Linked DNA regions of Homo sapiens: region 2 is linked to region 1. A link is a contact called in ENCODE Hi-C or POLR2A ChIA-PET data. All regions are on one chromosome and are shown on one strand. The core of a region is the stretch at or near the end of the contact, and the rest is flanking DNA. Distances in the headings are between cores, read along the strand shown.

Region 1 (3,829 bases), core at 718-3,217:
ATATTTCCTCTCATTCTGTTGGTTGCCTTTTCACTGTCCTTTCCTTTTTTTGTTTTTGTTTTTTGTGGGGCAGAGTTTTGATCTTTTGCCCAGGCTGGAGTGAAGTGGTGCAATCTCAGCTCACTGCAACCTCCACTCCCCAGGTTCAAGCGATTCTCCAGCCTTAGCCTCCGGAGTAGCTGGGATTATAGGCGCCCGGCACCATGCCTGGCTAATTTTGTACTTTTAGTAGAGATGGGGTTTCACCATGTTGGCCAGGCTGGTCTCAAACTCCTGACCTCAGGTGATCCACCCGCCTCGGCCTCCCAAAGTGCTAGGATTACAGGCTTGAGCCACCGTGCCCAGCCTGTTGTGTCCTTCGATGCACAGAAAAGACTCTTTTCTCTACTGAACGCCCACAGCACCCTTGTCAAAAATCATTTGACTAGTCAGGGCACAGTGGCTCACGCCTGTAATCCCAGCACTTTGGGAGGCCGAGGCGAGAGGACTGCTTGAGGTCAGGAGTTCGAGACATGCCTGGGCAACATGGCAAATGGCAAAACCCCGTCTCTACACACAATGCAAAAGTTAGCTGGGCATGGTGGGTGGCGTGTGACTACCGGCTGTCTCAACTACCCAGGAGGCTAAGGCGGGAGGATCTCTTGAGCCCAAGACGTCCAGACTGCAGCGAGCTTTGATTGTGCCACTGAACTCCAGCCTGGGCGATGACAGAGCAAGGCTCTGTCAAAAAAAAAAAAAAAAAAAAAAAAAAATCGGCCGGGTGTGGTGGTTCACGCTTGTAATCCCAGCACTTTGGGGGGCCGATGCGGGCAGACCACGAAGTCAAGAGATCAAGACCATCCCGGCCAACATGGTGAAACCTCGTCTCTACTAAAAATACAAAAATTAGCTGGGCGTGGTGGCGTGCGCCTGTAGTCCCAGCTACTCGGAAGGCTGAGGCAGAAGAATAGCTTGAATCCGGGAGGCGGAGGTTGCAGTGAGTCGAGATCGCGCCACTACACTCCAGCCTGGCGACAGACTGAGACCCCGTCTCAAAAAAAAAAAAAATCATTTGTATATGCGAAGGTTTTGTGCCACAAACTTTTGTGGCTGTTGATACAAACGACATGGCCTCTGCCTTAAGGAAGCCACAGTCGAATTAAATAGATTCCGTTTCAAGTAGCATCTGTCCTGTGTGCTTAGTGGGCACTGGGCCCATGTTTTCCCACATTTTACCCTTTAAGCTTCTGATCCAACCGGTGAGATAGATAGGATGATCCTCTTTAGTAGAGGGGTAAGCTTAGTCCCCTGAGAGCGCGGCTATGGCTTATGCGAGGGTACGGACAGTCAGGATTTGAACCCAAAGTTCCTGGCTCCATGTGTCATGCTACCTCCAGTCAGATGTTCTCACCTCCAAAACTTGGGCAGAAGTGAACTGAGATGCTCTCTACTGAGCAACTCTTCAGCTCCAGCATCCTATACATTAAGGAGTCACTAAAAGTCAGGGTCCACGAGAAAGGTGCAGATCGGGGTGCACAGAAGAGCGGAGTCCAAAACACCACTCCCAGCCCCAGTGGACAGAGTCCTCAAGTGGCAGCCCTGCAACTCTGAGCGGATGCCGAGTCCTCACCGGGAACCCGGGCGCGGCTGGTCTGTGCTATTGGCGCGGGTAGGGGACGCACAGCCCAAAAATGCCCGCGACAAGCTTCTGGGGCAGTTCTCGCCAGTCTCTCTGGAGGGAGCCTACGGGTTCTGCGACGTTTCTCGCACTTGCTCCCTGGCCTCGCTCCCGTTTCCACCCCTCCCACGGAGGTTTTCCTTTCTGGTGGCTCCTTCCTTGGGTGTCCCTTTGGTACGCCCCCACCCTGGCGGTGAGCTGCGAGGCTGGCGCCCGCGTGGCCACTGCGCATGCGGACCCGGCCGCGGGGCGGGGCCGCGCGAGGAGGAGGGTCGGGGACGGAAGCGCAGAGCACGGACCCCGCCCCCTCGCGGCCCCGCTCGTGACGTCGCGGGGGGCGCCGGCCTCCGCCCGGCCCCGAGGGGTAAGAGCGAGCGGCTGGCGGATCCGACGCGCGAGACCGGGAGGGGACGAGGGCGTTGCAATCGTTCGGGGCGGGGGCTTTCCGGGGAGGGGGTGCTCAGGTGCACCAGCGGCGGCGGACCCTCAGACTCTGCCCTCCCCTCCCTTTAACCCCCTTCCAGCCGGACGGGAGGCGGGGCAGGGCTGAGCATTTGTGACACCTACATTTCCGTGGCTCCCTTCTTTTCCCCCGACCCCTGTTTATCTCTTCGCCTTCCAGAAGTTCTTTTCCATCAGGCCGTCGCACCTTGCGTGGGAAGGAGCACCCCACTTGGAAGCAGGAGGCGGGGTTCAGATCTTGGCCCTACCCCTCCTGTGTTAAAGTCCGCGAGCCTCAGTTTCCCTCACAGTATTTTTTGCCTCGCCTTACCCGGTTTTGAGGATCTGTACGAGAAAGAGAAAGGAAGTGGACATTTGTTGAATTCCTGCATGGCCAAATACCACGCAGACTGCTTCATCCGCCACGTTTAATCCTTATTACTTGGTGTTCTCAGAACTCCCATTTCATGGATTCTTAAGCTCACAGAGTCAGTGAATAACAGAAAGGGATTCAGATCTAGCCGTTTAGCTGCACAGTGGAGTTCTTCTCCAGAGTCTTCCCTTGTCTGGGCTCTGGCTGGAACTATTCCTCAGCCAAATCCTCGCCCCAGAACAGTGCTTCCTGTTTCTCCAGCTGAGAAGTCTCCCTTTCAGTTTCCTTCTTCCAGCACGGAGTACACTGCTCTGCCTCCACTTAGATTACTTCAGAAATGAAATGCAGCAAATATTTATCCAGCAGTGCAGGGAGTTGAACTTTTGGAGTCGGGAACCTTGGATTCTTGTTCTGGCTCTGCCACTTACTGTGTGGCCTTGGGAAGTCCTTTGTCTTCTCTGAGCTTTCTTTTCTCTTTGCGTAAAAGCGGTGCTCTTGTCCCATTCTCCCTCCCTGTCTTCCAGCAGGCTCTCCCCGGAGGCTCAGCCCCCTCTGCTCCCCATGGGCAACTGCCAGGCAGGGCACAACCTGCACCTGTGTCTGGCCCACCACCCACCTCTGGTCTGTGCCACTTTGATCCTGCTGCTCCTTGGCCTCTCTGGCCTGGGCCTTGGCAGCTTCCTCCTCACCCACAGGACTGGCCTGCGCAGCCCTGACATCCCCCAGGTAAGTTCCCCACCCCCGTACCCGCTCTTCCTTCCAACCTAGACAGGCTTTTGCTGCTAATCTCATCTCACCCGTCTTCTTTTGCTCACAGGACTGGGTCTCTTTTTTGAGATCTTTTGGCCAGCTGACCCTGTGTCCCAGGAATGGGACAGTCACAGGGAAGTGGCGAGGGTCTCACGTCGTGGGCTTGCTGACCACCTTGAACTTCGGAGACGGTCCAGACAGGAACAAGACCCGGACATTCCAGGCCACAGTCCTGGGAAGTCAGATGGGATTGAAAGGTGAGATCAGAGGCTGGGTGTGGTGGCTCACGCCTGTAATCCCAACACTTTGGGAGGCTAAGGTAGGTGGATCATTTGAGGTCAGGAGTTCAAGACCAGCCTGGCCAACATGATGAAACACCATCTCTACTAAAAATACAAAAATTAGCCAGGCATGGTGGCAGGCGCCTCTAATCCCAACTACTCGGGAGGCTGAGGAAGGAGAATCGCTTGAACCCAGGAGATGGAGGTTGCAGTGAACCGAGATCGCACCATTGCACTCCAGCCTGGGTGACAGAGCAAGACTCTGTCTCAAAAAAAAAAAAAAAAAAAATCAGGTGCGGTGGCTCATGCCTGTAATCCCAGCACTTT
Region 2 (3,829 bases), core at 393-2,892, 220 kb before region 1:
GGAGGCCCCACTCAGGATCCGGGCTCCCTGGCCGCTGCCTCCTGGCCTGGGGGCTCCCAAACTGGACGCTGGCCTCTGGCCTCTGCTCGGGTTCAGCCCAGCTCACCAGGCCTGTGGCGGGGGGCCTCCCCTCCCAGGGCTGGGGCCCCCAGAAGGTGCTCCGGGCTGGGACCTCCAGTACGGTCTGGGGGCCCAAGTTGCTGGGAGCAGAATTTGGGGCTGAGGGGGCAGGTGGGGCTGTTGCTCGGGCCTCCAAAGTGCCCACCTGGGTGGGAGGCTCAGGGGCCCGATCTGTCAGCAGGGGGACCGCAGAGCCATACCAGTCCTCAGAGCGCTCTCGGGCGGTGCCCATGGGCTCAATCCACAGCTCTCCTCCTGGGCGCCACACCAGGGTGGGTGCACGGTGGCTGGGGTCTGGGCGGAGAGCACGGCGGAACAGGCGTTCAGCCAACACAGCGGTGGTGAGGATGAAGAGCGCAGCCAGGGTGGCCAGGACCAGCATGATGGGGATGCAGGGCCCACAGGGCAGTGAGGGCCATGGGGCTGCTTCCCATGCGGGGGGCCCCTCCACGCGCCCAGAGGGCGGCTCTGGAGTCAACGGCATCTGAGAGACACAGGGGTGAGAAGAGGAAGTAAATGAGGCAGAGGGGGCACAACCAAGATGAGAGAGAGGCAGCAGGTGTCCAGGAAAGCCTGGGAGAAGGGCTGGGCATGGGGGCTCATGCCTGGAATCCCAGCACTTTGAGAGGTCGAGGCGGGAGGATCACTTGAGCCCAGGAGTTCAAGACCAGCCTGGACACACAGTGAAACCTCATCTCTAAAAATAATTTAAAAACTAGCTGGGTGTGGTGGCTCACACCTGTAGTCCCAGCTACACAGGAAGCTGAGGTGGGAGGATTACTTGAGCCCAGGAGTTTGAAGCTGCAGTGACCCCAGATTGCACCACTGTCCTCCAGCCTGGGCAATAGAGCAAGACCCTTTCTCAAAAATGAAAAAGAACATTCTGGAGAGACAGAGAAGCAAGAGGGACCAGAAAGGGTAAGCGTGAGCCAGGTGGGGTGGGAGGACAGGCAGCCTACCTCGGGGCACAGCCAGGCCCTCCTGCCTGGCTCTCCAGGCCTTTCCAGAATCCCCATTTCCCTCCCAGACCCCAGGGTGCCTCAGACAAGAAAGGTCTCAAGGGCTTCTTTCCTCCCCACTCGGCCCCCTCAAGTCTTGCTCAGACCTAGAGAGGAAGTGGTGGGTGAAGAAATGAGAACCTCCCCTCCCACTGGCTCCCCTGCGTGTGTCTCCCCCACCGCCTGCCGCCAGCACCTCCGCTGGCCCCTTGAGGCTCCTTCGCCCCTCACCATTCTCCTCGGACTTGATCTTGCTCTCATAGGCTCCACGGAATCTGCTGCCGGGCCGGGCCGGGCCAGGCCTCCGGAGGCGCCTCTGCACCCCTCCTGGGCTCCCCAGCTTTGCCCAGGCTCTGGCCTGTCTCTATCTCTCGTTTGTCTCTGCACACCTCTCTGTCCCCCACATCCTCCATCTGCAGGGGGCCTCCTGCACCCCTCAACTCACCTTGGGTCAGTCCCTGGGCTCCTCTCCCTCCTAGAGCCACTCTTCCTGGTGCTGGACTAAGAGGTGCAGGCTTGGAGGGTGCAGGGCGGTCCGCCTCTCAGACGTAGAGGCCCGGCCTCGGATGAAGGCGGAAGGGAGGGCACCGCCTGTTGCTGGGCAACTGTGCCCCAACTCGTCTGCCCCTGGGGAGTGTTTGTTTCCAAAGCAACCCAAGGGGATGTGGTCACTGCGGTGAGGAGGCTTTTCCTGGGGTAAGGTGGGGCTGGAATGGGCAATGGTTCTGTTGAACTTAGTGTCACCCCATAGCCAGGCCCTGAGCCCCAGAACATTCACCGAAAAGCTGAGAAAGAGGACGCCGGGGCCAGGCACAGTGGCTCACCCCTGTAATCCCAGCATTTTGGGAGGTCAAGGTGGGCAAGTCACCTGAGGTCAGGAGTTCGAGACCAGCCTGCCAACATGGCGAAACCCCATCTCTACTGAAAAATACAAAAATTAGCTGGGCATGGTGACGGGCACTTGTAATCTCAGCTGCTCAGGCGGCTGAGGCAGGGAGAATCGCTTGAACCCGGGACTCGGAGGTTGCAGTGAGCTGAGATCGTGCCACCACACTCCAGCCTGGGCAACAGAGTGAGACTCCGTCTTAAAAAAAAAGAAAAGAAAAGAAAAGAAAAAGAAATAGGACACTGGGACTTTAGCCCGTACATTCCCAGAGAACCATGGTGCCTCCCCCGTTCCTCCTGGGAGGATGCCCCACCCCATCCTGCCTTGTCTTATCCACGGTGCCTCCCCAGATCTGCTCCTGCCATGCAGCCCCCACAGGCACCCCCTGCTTGGCCAGCTTGCTTCACACCTTTTTTTTTTTTTTCTGGTAGAGATGGGCTCTTGCTATGTTGCCCAGGCTGGTCTCAAGCTCCTGGCCTCAAGAGATCCTCCTGCCTCAGCCTCCCAAAGTGCTGGGATTACAGGTGTGAGCTACCACACTGGCCCCTGCCTCATACTTTTAATTAACATAAGTCTCTCTCTCTTCAGACCATTTAGCCCCCATTTTGGTTGGAAAATATCAGTGAGGTGAGGCTTGGGTAACAAAAATGTCAAGCCTCTGAGAGGAGTCCAGGGTATAAAAACAGGCGTGGGCCTGTTTCCAAAACCCTGACCATCCTCATGTCTGTCCCTCTTTCCTGCTGCTGAGGGTGGGAGGAGCCTGGAGCAGAGTGTGACAAGATGTCATCAGGCTCTGGAGTCCAGGTGACTTTCTGAGATTCTCTAGTTTGACTCATCCACAGATGACAAAAGTAAGGCTTAAAGAAAAGAGATTTCATGACCAAAGTCGCATGACCAATGTATGTGTGGGTGAGCATGTAGTGGCCAGGGTGGTGGAAGAATAGATAGAAATCCCTGGGCTGGGCGAGGTGGCTCATGCCTGTAATCCCAGCACTTTGGGAGACCGAGGCGGGTGGATCACCTGAGGTCAGGAGTTTGGGAGCAGCCTGGCCAACATGGCAAAACCCCGTCTCTACTAAAAATACAAAAATTAGCCGGGCGTGGTGCCGCACGCCTATGACCCCAACTACTCAGGAGGCTGAGGCAGGAGAATCGCTTGAACCCGGTGCAGTGAGCCGAGATCGTGCCATTCCACTCCAGCCTGGGCAACAGAGCGAGACTCTGTCTCAAAATAAATAAATTAAATAAATAAATGAATGAAAAGACAGTCTCCGTCAGACTGCCCCATCCTGGTGGTTTTGAGCCCTGCTGGGAGGAGCTGGAGATGGAGAGTCCGGGGGAAACCGCCTTTGCAAAGAAAGAGATCTAACTTAACTGACTCCACCTTGCTTCTAACCTCCAAGCTGTCTTTGTTTATTCCTGGGCGTAGGCTGAACTAACTTTGGGAGAAACTTAGTTTGTAGTTTATAGTTTAAACAAAGACAGTAACAGCCCTTTCCCAAAGCAGACCTTCTTGCCTGGGGACTAGACTAACACTAGCCATAGGATTAGAAATTATGGTTTAGGAGTCATGCAGCTGGAGGCTACAAGATTCTGACCCTCCCTAAACTGCTCCTAACATCAGTGCTTGAGATATTTTGCAGACCCTGCACTTGATGGATCAGCTGGCACCACCCAGATCAATAAACTGGCTCATCTGATCTTGTGGCCCCCACCCAGAACTGACTCTGCAAGAAGACAGCTCTGACTCCTGATGATTTCATCTCTGACCAATCTGCACTCCCAGATCCCAGCACTTTGGGAGGACCAGACAGGCAGATCACAA

What was found. Hi-C counts contacts between places; a loop is a spot of excess contacts on that map. ChIA-PET counts read pairs that join two places held with the same protein, here RNA polymerase II (POLR2A). Pooled maps may share reads with other maps.
Region 2: a pooled map shows a loop between it and region 1 (6-fold over the local background). The contact joins the promoter of C16orf54 here to the promoter of TMEM219 in region 1. A Hi-C loop is called at or near these places in 1 of 37 single-sample maps with no recorded cell type and 8 of 50 pooled maps. POLR2A ChIA-PET finds 5 or more read pairs at or near these places in 8 of 52 experiments (CD4-positive, alpha-beta T cell, CD4-positive, alpha-beta memory T cell, WTC11 and 5 more).

Annotation. Positions count from the first base shown.
Region 1 is chr16:29,960,112-29,963,940 of GRCh38, forward strand. It overlaps TMEM219 (transmembrane protein 219), which reads left to right and starts at 1,968. Exons shown (of 6, transcript NM_001083613.2): 1 at 1,968-2,021; 2 at 2,996-3,197; 3 at 3,289-3,478. The coding sequence starts at 3,033. RefSeq lists an enhancer at 1,341-1,450 and a silencer at 1,801-2,250.
Region 2 is chr16:29,744,348-29,748,176 of GRCh38, forward strand. It overlaps C16orf54 (chromosome 16 open reading frame 54), which reads right to left and starts at 1,643. Exons shown (of 2, transcript NM_175900.4): 1 at 1,564-1,643; 2 at 1-604. The coding sequence starts at 604. LOC124903673 (a long non-coding RNA gene) reads left to right here and starts at 900. Exons shown (of 2, transcript XR_007065046.1): 1 at 900-1,038; 2 at 3,629-3,829. RefSeq lists enhancers at 1,933-1,982, 2,510-2,579.